Linked DNA regions of Mus musculus: region 2 is linked to region 1. Evidence: chromatin loops called from intact Hi-C (ENCODE). Cell type or tissue: left cerebral cortex. All regions are shown on one strand.

Region 1 (8,000 bases):
GATTATTCTGTCCCTAAAAGGGTTCACCATCAAGCAAAAGTCAAGACTCCAGTACCTTTATGTTTTTTTCTATCAGAACTGAAATAATACCATGCATCCTGAGGAACAGACTATACTTAATACAGATTTGGAATATTTAGTTGTAACAAAAATATCTTGACTCAATAAAAAAAAAAAAACGTGGTTTTCTTCCTACATTCTTATTGCTCACTATGAAAACTTTCTCTGGGTCAATTTAAACTGAACATTTAATCATGTGTAGCACTTTCTGTTGTAGAACAGTGTTTATAAAGTATTTAACATTTGCTATTTTGGGGACCAGCTATTAGAGAACCAAACCAGTGAATTGAAAATAACAAATCACAAAAAAGCCGAATTTCAGGTCAGGAGTGTGAACATTAGCAGCAGCTGCAGCCCCAACACTGTAGAACTTGGTCTTTTCGAGGGAGTGGTGCGTTTCCCAGTGGGTCTTCTTGTCAGTGGAAGGAAGGCTTACAACCACCCTTTATCTTGGTCAGTCTGCATGCTCGAGGAAATTCTCATTTTGCACTGATTTGTCCAACACATTACACGATAGAAATGATCTAGCATGGATGGCATGCATGTTTTATCCTGAGCCATCCCAGTAATGCTCCTGCTGTAGAGTAAGGAGATAAGAGAAAAGCAAGGCTTCAGAGGGTGAGCAACTCTAAATTTCCCAGAGCTTTCCAAACTGGCTGTAAATCCCTGCCCTTGTCCTCCATGCCCTTTGCAAAGGTGGCTTCTCAAGGCCCTTCCAGATGCCACAGTGTTTCCATAGCATTGGTCAGTGTCTCTGCATGGACCGACACCTCAGCCATGCTGTCTGAAGAGCTGGAATAAGCATCAAAGAGTAGAGTAGGGATAAGCTAGCTGTCATCTTTTTAGGTACCAGGGGTTGACCTGGGCCATCTGTAGACAGTCTGGGTAAAGGTCCAAAAGACACACTCTACAAGGAAACTGTCCAGCTTGCCAGATCCCACTGAGAAGCAAGAGTAATGGAATAGAGATTGTAAGACTATCACCCTGCATGACCCTAGAAGTTCACCTCTGAATATGTGTTCTCTGCACTTTTGTCTCTAATTGAGCATGTGTTGTCTTTAGGCGCCTCTGATGAGTCACACGGAAGTAGTAGGGAAGCTCCAGGACTTTTTCCCAGTCTTTTAATTGATAACTGGGTTTACAAACCAGGCAAGCTATGTATCTATGTCTTGGATATTATAGAATTTAATCGGAAACAAGTACAGATGAACGTGAAGCCATACGGGCGACTAACTGTTTTCTCCTGATTATTAAACTAATGCAATTTTATATTTTTAAAAAAGATTATATATAAGTACACTGTAGCTGTCTTCAGACACTCCAGAAGAGGGCAACAGATCTCATTTCAGATGGTTGTGAGCCACCATGGGGTTGCTGGGCTTTGAACTCGGGACCTTCGGAAGAGCAGTCAGTGCTCTTAACCTCTGAGCCATCTCTCCAGCCCAGATGCTGTTCTATTTTAGGAAGAAAAGACAGCATAACTAAAATATTTAGAAAGAAAGAAAAGTGTCATTGCTTTTCCTTGTGTAAGATGAACATTATTACTTAGTTAACGCTGTGGTTTTAGTTTTTAGACTTCACCTTGATTCACTGTATAGGTCAACATTATTTTTCACTTAGTGCATCCATTTTTACAGAAACATCTTATTGGCATTTTAAATGAACATACCTTAAAAAAAAAAAGACCAAGTGGCTGAGCTGTTGTAGCATGGATCGTACTCCCTCCACTGTTCCTGCCGCTACAGCAGGAGCAGCCGTAATTTCATAGGACGGCTTCCCTTTGATCGTAGTTGACTCAGAGGTGGAAACTTTGCTCAAGATTACTGTGGTGCTTCCTTATTTTCTATAATAAATTGATTAGCACGTTTGGAGGCTTCAGTCAACAACTGATTGATTCCGTTGCTTTGGTACTGTCCTATGGTAAGTGTGTGGTAAGGCAGAAACACTCAATTCGTGGCTATGAAGCAAAAGAGAGGAAGATAAGAGAGCCAGGGACCCACAGTCACCTTTGAGGACACACCTTGAGTGACCTAAAGATGTTCTTCTAAGCCCTACTTCTTAAAGATCTCCATTTTCCATAGTTCTGCCCTGGGGACTGTACCTATAGCACATGGCTTTTAATATATACTCAGGGTCCAGTTCAAATATGTGTGCCTGTGTGTGTGTGTTTTGTATGTATGTATGTATGTGCATCTGTTTCTGTGTATGTCTCTGTATTTGTACGCGTATCTGTGTTTCTTTGTGTGTGTGTGTCTCTGTATGTTTGTGTGTGTGCACATGGCTGTGAGTGCCTCTCTGTGTGTGTCCCTTCATGTATGGTGTTGTCATGGATGTGGGTACCTGTTATATGTGGAGGTCAGTGGAAAACCTTGGGTGGTGATCTTCAGACACTTTCCACCTTTCTGCTGGAAGCAGGATCTCTCTCTCTCACTGGCCTGGAACTTTGCCGCACAGGTCAGGCTAGCTGGTCTGTGATGTTACAGAGCTCCTCTTGCTTCTGCCTCCCGCCTCACCATCCTTGGGATGGCACGTGCCCACCACCATTCCTGACCCTTTACATAGGTTCTGGGGATGGGAACTCAGGTCCTCCTCGTACTCCCAATGTAAGCAATTTTCCTAAGTGATAGCCCAAGCTCTCAGATTGTTTATTAAAACAAAAATGTAACCAAATAGACAAAACAATGAGGTTCAGAAGGACATCTTCACACACATGCACATGCACACGCAGACACAGACACAGACACACACACACACGCGCACACACACACAGAGAAGCACAGCCTTTGCTTATAATCACACCTATCATTGCTCTCTTGTTCCTCCCCTCAAAAGCTCCCCTTCTAACTTAGAGTCTGAGTGTGTGAGTGTGTCTCTGTGTGTGCATGTACGTGTGGGTGTGTGTACACATACATGTGAGTGTGCATGCATGTGTGTACGCATGTGTGTGTATGTGTGTATGTAAAATCAATTATTTTCATATGAGAAGATACGTATCTTTCTGAATGTGTCTTACTTCACTTAATATGATTTTCTTCTCAGTCGATTTCCATGTAATGAGATAATCACTTTTCTTATTCTCTTTATCTTTTCATCGAATGTTTGTTTCCGTATCGTGGTGCTTACGGACAGTACAAAGATAAACACGGATGCACAGGTATCTCTGGTGTGTGTTGATGGATCTCTTCTGGGATCTACCCAGGGGTGGTGTAGCTAGACCCTGGGCATTTGTGTTTTAAGTTTTTTGAGGACTGTCTGTGTTGAGCCTGCTGAGTTCTAATGCATCCTCAGGTGTTGAGGAGGCTCCTGCACTTGGGGCAGAAACTTAGAAACCACGAGCTTCCACTTAGCTTCCCATCCTTGCTGCTTTGGACAGCAAGAGGAGGTCTCCGAATGGTTCACGGTTGAAAGGCACCAAGCACCTGCCTTCCTCTGAGGCTGGCTTCACAGGCTCTGTCGGGTCTGTGTTTTATTTATTACCGGTTTTCATTATTCCTCCTTCGTGTGTATTTCTATGTGGGTTCCTTTCTTTTCCCTCATTTTCTTCATTCTCTTCCACTGGACTTTCCTCACAACCTTTACTTGTTGTTACTTTATTTTCCTAGATTCTGTAAGTTGCTGCGATAGCTATGAGGCGGCAGCATGACTTAACTAAGCTTCTGGTAAGGATACCTTGCATCTAAGCCCAAGAAGAGCATCCTTGGTCCTCGGTCTAGAGGATTCCTTGGTTTTCAGGCATCTGGGAGCATTGGCAGCTCATTTCAGAAAAAAGATGACTATAATGATAATTTATAAATGAGGAATTTGAAATCTTAGATGTAGATAGTGAAGTTATCATGGGATTTTGTTGTTGTTGTTGTTGTTTCCTCTTTGGCAGCTGTGTTTCTCTATGGACAGCTATGAGATCTGTCTGTGGAAGGCGCATCGTCCAAAGGCAGGGGTATGGATTAAAAAACGAACACTGGGATTAGGAGAGACTCATACATATTAATATTCGTAATTCATTTATTGATTCCTCAAGAACATATCACTTTCATGCCAGGAACTAACAGACTAACGTTGGCAGTTTAATAGACTAAAATGACATTTATGAATAGATTCTAGGTTTAAGGATCCCAAATCCTGCAGTTTTGAGATTCTCAAACAGGTGCGCCTCATTCTAATACCATGGAAGGGCTGTTTAAAGGATGTCTATTTGTGTTGAAAATGTAAACCACTAGAGGGCACTGTGGACAAACTTTTGTCCTTGTCGCTGTATTGGAGAAAGAACCTGCCAGAATTTAGTCAATTACCTATACCGTATGGCCCCTCTAGATTCATGTGTTTGAATGCTTGGTCCATAGGGAATGGCACTATCAGGAGGTGTGGCCTTTTTGGAGGAAGTGCGTCACTGTGTGGGTGGGCTTGGAGGGCTTAGATACAAGCTCAAGTCTGGCCAATGGGATCCAGTCTCCTCTTGGCTGCCTGTGAGATCCAGTCTCTTCCTGCTGCCTTCAGACCAAGATGTAGAACTCCCAGCACTCCTCCAGCACCATGTCTGCCTGGACTTTGCTATGTTTCCCACCATGATGATAATGGACTAAACCTCTGAAACTGTAAGCCAGCCCCAGTGAAATGTTTTCTTTACCAGAGTTACTCTGGTCATGGTGTGTCTACACCGCAATAAAAAACCTAAGACATCTGTACTGACCCAAATAATTGTTTGCAAAGTACTTCATAACACAGAAAGCAAAGTACTTTATAACTCAGAAAGTAGCAAATATATAGTATATATAGTATATATATATATAGTATATACAAATATATAGTATATATGTTCATAAGTCCTCAATATGCCATTATACAGTCCCCAATATAATTGTAGAACTCCATTTTTTTTTGCAGTGGGAAATTAACAATAATGATAACACATATAACCTTCCTAATATGGCTGTACAGCCCGTGTGGATCTGATATGGAGATTTTAGACTCCATACATGTATATCATTCATTCTCAGAAACATAAACAACAACAAAATACCCAGAAGACACCCCCCCCCCCCCACGGGGTTCACTTCCGGTTTTGGCAGGGACAGGGTTCATGAGTTCTGTCCCCAGGGCCCACTTGACAAATTGGCTTCCTGATGGCCGCTGCTCCACTTCTTCTGTGCTGTACTCTACCATTTCTTGATTCTTCCAAATTTCAACCCAGCCCATGGAGTTGTCCCTTATCCCCCTGCCCCAGGATGGCAAGCACAGTTTCTTATAATTACTGTCCACTGTCCAGCAGGAGCCTTCACTCTGACCATTCCTGTGGGAGCTGGCCTGTCCCCATGGTGCTGTAGAGTCTCTGTCTGCCTGCCTTGGAATGTGTCCCCAGGCTAACATCATCGTTACTTCAGAACCTTCACTGCTCGAGCCTGTATTTCAGCTGAGGATTTTAAACTATGTAGGAGAGAAAAATGTGAGTTAACAAGAGATGTGACAGGGAAGTGCATTTCAAATAAGCAGCCTAAAGCCCAGGGCTGGCGGGCTTAGGGGTGGGGCAGCATGTAGTAAGTAGCGCAGAGTGGCTCAGCTGGCAAAGGTACCTCCTGCAAAGCCTTAAGACTTGAGTTTGACCTCCAGGATCTACATAGCAGAAGGAGAGAAGTGAGTCCTATCAGTCATCCTCTGACCTCTTCACGCGTGTGGTGTCACACGCTCATAGACAAAATAAGTAAATAAATACAATGCCATAAAAACCACCAGGGTCAGGGAAGCAGCCTAGTTGATTCTGGGAAGGCAACTGTTCCTCAAGTCTTCTTGTCAAATGTCCTGATTTTTAGTGTTTTCTTTAGTTACAGGATTGTGTTTTCAGGGAGCAGGTGTGTCACTGTCTCCAGGGAGATGGCAGAGATATGGTTGGTTGCTTTTGTTTTGGCGAGATTATGAGAAGGAATGTTTAATAAAAGAGGGGCGTCCATCTCATCTTCCCGTTTAACATTCTACTGGAGGCGTTTCCACCTACACTTTCCACAAAGGGAGAAGATGTTATTCACGGAGCCTTTTGTGTGTGTGTGTGTGTGTGTGTGTGTGTGCATCTCAGATGATAAATAATTGAAAGTAAGGGTTGGCATCGTACTCCTTTTGCTTTCTTTTTTTAGGGTAATGAGAAGACAGATGGTACTTTTTCTGTAGATGCCAAAAAAAAAAAAAAAAAAAAAAGATATATAAAAAAAAAAAGAAAAGGAAAGAAAACCTCCCAAGTCTCACAGCTGTGGAACACAATCTTATGTGACTTGCACAATCAGTCTTGAGAGTCTATTGGCATCCCTCTTTAGCCCCTACCTATTTCAAGACCCAGAATGACAAGGGGAGTAATTTGCATACTCTGGATGTTTGTCATCAGAGACGGTTTGAGTCAAAGGCAGATTGTTGTGTGTGTAAAGTTAGTAACTGTATACAAAGCAAGAACCAAACCAGTCCAGCTGGTCAGCATGGATATTCTAATGGGTGGGATATTAGGACTATACACCATCCCACACTTTGAACTACCGTCTTGACTTTGGCTTGGTGGCTAAGCCGAATGACAATGTCTTCCTCAGGAAGGTAGGCGAGTTCTTCCTGTTGCGGTTTGGCTAGACAGACGAGGATCGTCTCTTCCTCACATGCGCCATTTAAAGAGAGACGCGGAAGTGACGGGGCTCCGAGTTTCTCAGGGTTCTTTTTAACATCTGACAAGTCTAAACGTTCCGTCTGCATAAGTCACATACTAATTAGTAATTAAACACCGTTATTTAATTAGACTATCTAGTTGGCGCATCACGCATTAATTACTCTCAGATTGGTGTGTGCCGGCTGTTCCTGGTGATGGGGCCCGCTCTGCTGGTTTGGTTCATGCTGTGTGCTGCAGCTGTGCCCAGGCACATCCCTTCTCTGCCGCCTTGAATTTGGGCAGGAAACATCCACATCGAGGAGACGGCAGTGGCCAGAGCTGGTCAGCTATCAATCTGAACGTTTGCAGAAGTCGAAGGAGGCTGAACGAAGGAATCTTCCCTTTAGGAGACCTACTGTGTTTTCTTTGGTTTGTGCTTTGGATTTTCTACCAGTTCTTTTGAAAACGACATGTGTACTCGAAGGAAAGGTCAGCGTTGTATCACATATGATGAATTCCCAACAGTTCTCAGCATCAGCAGGGCCTCTGGGACTCTCAGCTCTTTTCTAAAGATTATAGTGAACCTGGTGTGCTGGGTGAGACACATTTGAAAGAAATTTTAATCAGAGAGAGTCACGGTAATTCACTGTTATTTTAATAAAGAAAGGTACACTTGTTCACTATGAAAGTTACCCATTGTGCCATCTCGTCTGTTCCTTGTTAGAGAGGCAGGACCCAGCATTATAAATCCTCACAGTGTGTAATGAATTTTCAGCATCTCCTAGGACCTTATCAATTATTTCATCCCGAAAGTGCTCTCAATCATGAACTCTGCTCTTAGAGATGCACTTATACATCAGCAGATTTCATGAATGCCAGTGGTTCTGTCTGCATGGAGGTCAGAAGGGTTTGTGGAGTGTTTCTACAGGCTAATTATATTTTTGTTTGAAGGACAATTGTGTGTGGTGGGTTTTATGGTGGATAGCAGCCATGGCTTTGAATACATTTAGTCCAAACTCATCTGTGACCAGAGTCTTCCGTTCTCAAATATGCCGCATGTAAAACCCGGACATGGGTGGTATCCAGGAGATCCCTACATGGCAGGAATGCAGCCCTGTTTACTGGAAGGAAGTGATTTCTGCCGTCTGGAGGGTCCGTTCTGTTGGCTGGAGAGGCAGGGAGGTGAAATAGAGGTGCCAAGAGGTGTTGCTCATTCTTGGCTGCCATCAGTAAGAACAGAGGTTAGGGTCCAGATCTTTTATTACCTGCCCCGGGCTTCTCTTTACCACACATTTCTTCATTTCTTCTTCCTCCTCCTCTTTCTTCA
Region 2 (8,000 bases), 200 kb after region 1:
TCTCAGTTTGTCTTTTCTTTATTGGTGGTATTTGTATTTTCAGATCATGAACAGTTTTATTCATCTCCTTCACCTGTTTGGTTGTATTTTCCTGTATTTCTTTATGGGATTTATTAATTTCCTCTTTAAAGGACTCTATTGTCTATATAAGATTGGATTTAAGGGCATCATCTTAGGCTTCAGTTACCTTAGGATGTCTAGCACTTGCTGTAGTAAGATAGCTGGGCTCTGGAGATGCCATATTGCCCTGATTGTTGTTGATTTTTTTTACACTGGCCTTTAGGCATCTGGGCTTTGTGGTTATTATCAGTTTAGATGCTGATTTCTGAGTTTATCTTTATTGGATGGGTGGTTTGTTTTTTTTTTTTTAATGTTTCCCCCCTTGGTTTCTGTTTCCTTTTTGTCTGCTGCCCTGACTGGCCTGGGTTCTGGTGACTAGTTAGTCTTCATGTCTAGTAAGGGTGTCTCCCTTGAGGCTTTTGTGACATGTGTGACCTCTGAGGTTTTGGATTCCCACCTTGCCTCTGGGGTCCATAGTACCAATATGGCCTGGAGTCCCTGGTGCTGGTGGGTCTCCAGGAAAGAAGGCAAACTTATGGGCTAAAAAAATGGATTCCAGAGCATCAACTGAAGTTTAAGGATGATAAGTGTGTTAGGGGAATATGGTGGGCAAGCACTTGGGGCAGGGTCTTACCTAGTTGTCCGTGGTGCCAGCAAAGCCTCCAGGAATGCAGGCAGAGTTGTGGGTTGGGGGTGGAATGCAAGATATGGGGTACAGTTTACTACTTTTGGGTGCTCTTTAGGCAAGTTGGCAGGGTGGGGCTTGCAGGTGTTGTTGTTGGCAGGTGGTGTGGTGTCTTACCTGGTGTTTCTTGTACTGGTAGGATTTCAAGTAAGCAGACAGAGTTGTGGGGCAGGAAATTGAGCCCAGGGTTTGGGTTGTAGTACCTGTGTTGGTGCACTTCCCAAGGTGTTTGAGAGCTTGCCTGGTTTACCTGGTGTTATGGTAAGGCCTCTGAGAAAGCCAGGCAGAGTTGTGAGGCAGGTTTGTGGTGCATTTTACTGACGTTGGGTGTGCTTTTTGGTGAGTTAGCAGGCAGGGACTCCATCATTTTTGTATCTTGTTCATTGAAGCAGGGTCTATTACTCAAATCCAGAGTTTATCAATATGGCCAGTCCTACTAATCATCTTGCTCTAGGGATCCCCTGCCCCTGCTCCTAAGGCTGGAATTGCAGGGTGTCTCCACATAGCACATGTATGTTGATTCTGGGGATCAGAACTATCGCCCTCACTCTTGTGTGGCAAACACTTTCCTCATTGAACCACTGCCCCAGCCTCAAACTTTGTCCACTGAACAAAGCCCCAGTCTAATATTATTCACAAATATCTTTTTCTCTGTTCTTTTACTTTTGGCTACTTAGAATCTATCAACACAGACACATATATTATATGACATAGAGGTAGGTAAATTCACATTTGAGCTTTAGAAATAATTTGGAGACTCTATTTTGACTGACATATTTGGACTATGTATACTTAATGTAAATGCTAATATACCTGTGTTAACTCTGCCATCTTGATTTATACCCATCTTTTCAACACTCTTGTATCTTTTGAATGGATCATTGATTTCCTTAATTTCATTTATTTTCTCCTATCAGTATAAAAATAATAAATGCAGAATTGTTTTAATTTACTATGAGAATTAAATATATATATATTTAATCAGGCTTACTAACTATAAAATGTTTGCTTTCTTTTGCTTGAATTTTTATGCATCTATCTATCTATCTATCTATCTATCTATCTATCTATCTATTCATCCATGTATCTCCACTACTTCTACGCAGGACCATTTTCTATCATTACTTCTCCCTGAAGTGAATTCATCCTTCCTTTAAGTGTACATCTATTGATTACACACTTTCCCACTTGTTTTTTTTAAACTGACTTCATGTCACCATAATTTTGATGGCTAATATGTCAGACTATTTTGTCAATCATGGAGTCCAGACATGGGAACCTCAGATCATTGTTTTAATGCTTATACAACATGGCTTGATTAATACAGCCCTTTAGAACACCTTGGCATCAGTAAACATGACCATTCCACCTACTCAGTGAACCTGTAAGATCTTGTCATTCCTTTTGTCTCTATTTTATATCATCAGTGTCTTAGAGTTTTTATTATATAGATTGTTTGCCACCTTTGTTAAATTTACATTCAAATTTTTATTGCTGTTATAAATGGGGCATTTTTCTCAATTACTTTTTAGTACAGGTATATATTACTGTATGTTAATTTAATCTCTTGTGTCTATGCTGATTTCATTTATTCTAACAGGCTTTTGGTTTGTTTGTGAAATTTTTAGATTTTCCTACATACCAGATCATGCAGTCATCAAACAAAAATGTGACTTCTTCTCCCATTTGGATCCAATTTCTCTCTCTCTCTCTCTCTCTCTCTCTCTCCCTCTCTCTCTCTCTCTCTCTCTCTGTGTGTGCACACCTGTATGGTGCATGTATGTATACACATGTATACGTTGCATGTTCAGAGGACACAGGAGGATGTTAGGTGTCCTCTCTTACCACCCGCCCTTATCCCTTGACCAGCGGTTCTCAGCTCTCCTAATGCTGTGAGCTTTTAATTCACTTCCTCATGTTATGGTGACCCTGAATCATAAAATGATTTCATTGCTTCTTCATAACTGTAATTTTGCTACTGATATGAATCATAATTTAAATGTTTGTTTTTCTGTGGGCTTTGACCCCATAGAGGCCATGATCCCACAGGATGAGAATCAATGCTCTAGAGAGAATGTTTCACTAGACGTGGAACTCTCTGCCTGTTGGTTAGACCACTAGCCAGAAAGGCCACATATCCCCATTTTCCCTAACACCCAACCATGAGCTCTCTGGTTCCAGGAGCCTGCTGCCACACTCAACCTTTTACTTGGAGATCCACAATCAGATGATTCGTGGTTGTACAGCATATACTTACCACAGGGCTGTCTCCTCAGCCCCGTTCTTTTTATGTAGTACGTGTTTCCTCATTTCACTTACTGAAGGAAAATAGTCTGTGTGGCAACCAAACGCAGTGCCAAGGACACTGGTTGGTGCAGTGAGAGGATTACAGATGGTACATTGAATATATATCAAAAAGAGGGCTAGCAAAAAGCTAATCGGATCAGAATATAGAACGGAGTTAATTGAAGATCTGCTTAGCTTTAAAATAGGGATGGCTGGTGTGGAGGTTTGAATGAAAACGGTCCCCAGAGGCTCACAGAGAGCGGCTCTACTAGGAGGTGTATGCTTGGAGTAGGTGTGGCATTGTTGACGGAACTGTGTCACTGAGGATGGGCTTTGAGGTTTCAAATGCTCAAGCCAGGCTAGTCTGTCTGTCTGTCTGTCTGTCTGTCCTCTCTCTCCTCCTGCTGCCTGTAGATCTGGATGTATAACTCTCATTTCTGTCTCTAGCACCAGGTCTGCCTGCACACTGTCATGCTTTCTGACATGACAATAATGAGCTAAAACTCTGAACTGAAAACCAGCTGCAATTACAAGCTTTCCTTCATGAGAGTTGCTGTGGCCATGTGTCTCCTCATAGCAATAGAAACCCCAATTAAGACAACTGTCTAGAAAGAATGTGCTGGCTATATTCATATAATTCCATATGTACATTATATAAACTATTATTATATGCATAACTTGTAGAAAATGCTTTTGCTCATCTTAATTACGCTAGAAACAAGAATTTTTATTTCATTACAGTCTGTAGAAAAGTAAAGAGTTGAATAAGTGTGCAGATTATAAGATCAGAATCTCAAACCATATACAAACTCATAAACATTATTTAAATATATCTTATCTTGATGAATTCTGTCTCTGTACATCACCATTTTCCTGTCTTTTTGTAAAACATGTGAAGAAACATTTAACCATTTCTCCTGTATATTAGATTTATTTTCTATGACCAAATACCTGACAAGGAAGCGCTTAGGGGAAGAGAGTTTATTTTGAGTGATAGTCCAAGGGGACCAGTCCCCAATGTCTCATCAGTGAAGACTGGCTGCAGGAGCTGGAGATGGCTGATTGCATTGTGTCCACAGTCTGGAAGGAGAAGGTGGACAGGAAGTGAGTCCAGACTGTAAAGGCCCTGTCTCCTGCATTCCACTTCCTTCAAAATTTCTAGCTTCTAGTGGTTCTCTGCTACCCTTCAAACCATGGCCACCACCAGCTGGAGACCAAGTGTTTAGAGGTAACCCATGAGCCTTTGGGGGCACACCACGTTCAGTAACTCCCAATTGGAACACAGAAACAAGGCATCATGGACTCTTGCTCTCTTCAGTAGAATACAGGGATTCTGTATGCCTCTACGATGGATGTATCTGCAGCCAGAGCTGGAGTCTGCAAGAACAGACATTAGCATATCCACCGACGTTTGTTCTCTCTTGAAATGAGACTGTCTTGTTCTGCATTGGAAGAGCTATTTTAGATGCCTTCCCCCAGCTTTGGATCCTAGTTTGCTTCACACCACCACATTTTCTAAAGCCAATTCAGAGAAGACACCAAGTATCATCATTTTGTTGTGCCGTCCCCCCCCCCCATTAACAAGGAATTTAAGTGACAGCAATATATGTAGAAACTTTTCTGAAAACATGTTTTCCTTTTAATCTATACACAAACTCAATTAGTGTTCAGGTCAGCAACTGGAGAGGCTTTTATAGGATCAATCATTTTGGGTTAAGGAGTAGACACCCTGCAAGCTTACTAATGGAATGGAAATAATGTCTGGAACCACTCCAAAGAAGAACAGTCCCGGCGGAGCAATTAAATATGAATGAGGAATGTTTGCTGAGAAGTTCAAACACATCAACGAGGTTTATAATTTTGGCTTAATTTATTCAGCACCTTTCAGTGAGCTGATGCCCGGTGGCCTGAAAACATTTCAGGGCCCCGCCCGTATCTGCTGTATTCTGTGCAGACTTCTGACAATCATCAGAAACAGCCGTTATTCTTAATCCTCTCAAGAACTACGGGTAGAGAAGAGGGAGTGGGAGCTGCAGTGAGATTTAAGATATGAACGCCTATTAAAAAGAATGAATTTATGAAATTCCTAGGCAAATGGATGGACCTGGAGGGCATCATCCTGAGTGAGGTAATCCAATCACAAAAGAACTCACATGATATGTACTCACTGATAAGTGGATATTAGCCCAGAAACTTAGAATACCCAAGATGCAAGATACAATGTGCAAAACACATGAAACTCAAGAAGAACGAAGACCAAAGTGTGGACACTTTGCCCCTTCTTAGAATTGGGAACAAAACACCCATGGAAGGAGTTACAGAGACAAAGTTTGGAGCTGAGACAAAAGGATGCACCATCTAGAGACTGCCATACCCAGGGATCCATCCCATAATCAGCCTCCAAACACTGACACCATTGTATACACTAGCAAGATTTTGCTGAAAGGATCCTGATATAGCTGTCTCTTGAGAGGCTATGCCGGGGCCTAGCAAACACAGAAGTGGATGCTCACAGTCAGCTATTGGATGGATCACAGGGCCCCCAATGGAGGAACTAGAGAAATTACCCAAGAAGCTAAAGGGTTCTGCAACCCTATAGGTGGAACAACAATATGAACTAACCAGTACCCCCTGGAGCTCGTGTCTCTAGCTGCATATGTATCAGAAGATGGCCTAGTCGGCCATCATTGGGAAGAGAGGCCCCTTGGTCTTGCAAACTTTATATGCCTCAGTACAGGGGAATGCCAGGACCAAGAAGTGGGAGTGGTTGGGTAGGGGAGTAGAGGGGGTATGGGGGACTTTTGGGATAGTATTGGAAATGTAAATGAAGAAAATACCTAATTAAAAAAAAAGATAAGAACGCCTCTTCAGTAATAGATCCAGCAGTGTTAGGCTCAAGCCAGGAAGTCTCAGCTCATTGGTGGAAAGTTTCAACCCTCACCTACCGTCAAGTCTGCTCGCAGCAGTAGGATCTAGACTAGCTACCACCCATTCATTTGTGGAATTACTCCAGTCTTTATGTTCAGACCATTATTTTTCTCTTTTAGAAAAAGGAACCTGCCTTTTACATCACTAGTGTACGATAGGGTACAAAATTACTGACTGGCTCAATGGTTAAACATTTGGGGGAACAAACGCCAGGATGATACAGTGGCATGCTCTGTGTTCCAGTGCTTGCATAAATCACCATGAAGGAAAGGTATTTGGCACTGAAGGGGTGTTTCTCATTTTTCTGGGAGTCACATTTAGATGTGTGGGGTATTCCACTTGCTCCCTTATTAATTTAGGTTTTGTTTCCAGGACATAGGATTATCAAACAACTAGAATTTATACAATGGGCAAGAAATCCATATGGCTTCAAGATCTGAGAGGCACTCTTACTGTGGCACATGGCCCAACACTATTATTTCTTCCTAGAACACCATGGTGTTGAGGAGAGGACCCCGTTCTCATGAGAAATGATGCGTCCCAACAATGCACGACAAAGCCTAGATATTCATCTCTGAAACAGATTTACAACACTGTTAAAGGAAAAGCTGAGACATGACCATAAAAATTTACCTGGAAATTTAAGTGGAAACCTGCAATCCCAGGGAGGTGTTTAAAAGTGGGTGATTGACAGCTCTATCATGGTCAATTTATGAGCTGAGAAAGTTCCATGCTTTCAAAGATTCTTTCAGGCTACTGCGTGTCTGGTCTCTATGGCCGTCATTGAATGTGTTTCTTCTGCAACTGGAACCTGTAGAGCATATTTTACACACACTCTGCTGTGTTTCACTTGCATACCATGCTCCCTCCCTGGTGACTTGGATCCTGTGTAGTTTTGCTTGCATGACCACCCCCCCCACACACACACACACACACATTTCTTACCCATTGAACTCTATTACCAAGCAAACATTCAGCATGGTGGCCTGCTTCTATTCCCAGCAACTTTTCAGGAACCCTTCCTCTAATCATGCTATCTCTTCGTTTATTCTTACATTACACATCAGTTTCCTGGCACTTAGTTGGTTACATGGCTTTGAACACCGGGATAGAATCTCCTTTTCGGGTGCATTATTTAAGACTAATGGAGTAACATTTCATTTCGTGGTGGTTTTATCAATATGGTTCTGCAGAAAGAGAATAAAAGGGGAAAGAAAGGAGAAGGGGGTAGAAGAAGTGAATCCACTTTATACTGAGCCCCTAAATTTAAAAATAAGTTACTGTTTAAACTAGTTAAATACCATTTAACCAGGATTACATTACTGCTTTCCAGTCACTTGTCAAAATACATGTAATTAAAAAAAAAAAGTCAAACTTTAAAAACTGATAACCAAGCCTTAATGAGCAGGGTGAGTATGTGCAGTATGGGAGGGGGGCATATTATAGAGATATTCAGGTCTACTTTTAATTTTTGAAATTGAAATACTTGTATTGACCGTAAAACGTAACAGTAGGATACCTGCTCCTAGTGTCATTGTCATGTTTGGAATAGATATTCAGGGAGGATCTCCTTTAAAATGGGACTTCCTATTGTGTATGCTGCATATGCTCTGCCTACAAGGCCACCTCAAGGGAAAATAGCTCTTCTGCACATGTCGCAAAGCTGCACCTGGAAAAGCACCAAGGAAGGACATTCAGGCTTTCCTGGGACTTCTCTAAACTGGAGCCTTCACGGCGGAGATTCTAGATGTTGGCTGTAAGGCGCACAGGTACCTCAGGCAGATACACTGTTAGATTCCCGAAAGCCAGAACCCACCGTTGAAAGTGTATTTCCTGATTTGGCGGCTGGCCATCCAGGGTGTTTCTTGCTTAATTCATGCAAGTCTCACGTTTCTATGAGACTATTACTGCTCTTCCCTCATTGTGATTAGAAAATCTGGGCATAGGAAGACTCGATAATTTATTCAAGGTCATACACAAGTAAGTCGAACAGCCACAGTCATAAATACAACATAGTTGCAGACCTTGCATAAAAACACTG

What was found. A loop is a pair of places that touch in the nucleus more often than their neighbours do. Peaks named below come from ENCODE experiments on the same cell type or tissue, not always from the same donor. Only the 100,000 strongest peaks of a DNase experiment are listed, where the experiment ranks them.
Region 2: a loop joins it to region 1, with 4 times the contacts of the local background. A loop is called at or near these places in 3 of 42 quality-filtered maps.

Annotation. Positions count from the first base shown.
Region 1 is chr15:94,765,040-94,773,039 of GRCm38, forward strand. The region is part of intron 3 of Tmem117 (transmembrane protein 117); the gene reads left to right. Among named protein-coding and RNA genes, the nearest start is that of Gm25546, 88 kb to the left of the region's middle. In left cerebral cortex, a CTCF peak has its summit at 4,271 (motif pointing right); DNase peaks (open chromatin) are centred at 4,398, 5,565, 6,079, 6,392 and 1 more place; H3K27ac peaks cover 1,354 bases.
Region 2 is chr15:94,964,136-94,972,135 of GRCm38, forward strand. The region is part of intron 5 of Tmem117 (transmembrane protein 117); the gene reads left to right. Among named protein-coding and RNA genes, the nearest start is that of Gm23129, 19 kb to the right of the region's middle. In left cerebral cortex, no CTCF peak of the experiment used is centred here; DNase peaks (open chromatin) are centred at 3,075, 3,519, 4,445 and 4,814; H3K27ac peaks cover 1,952 bases.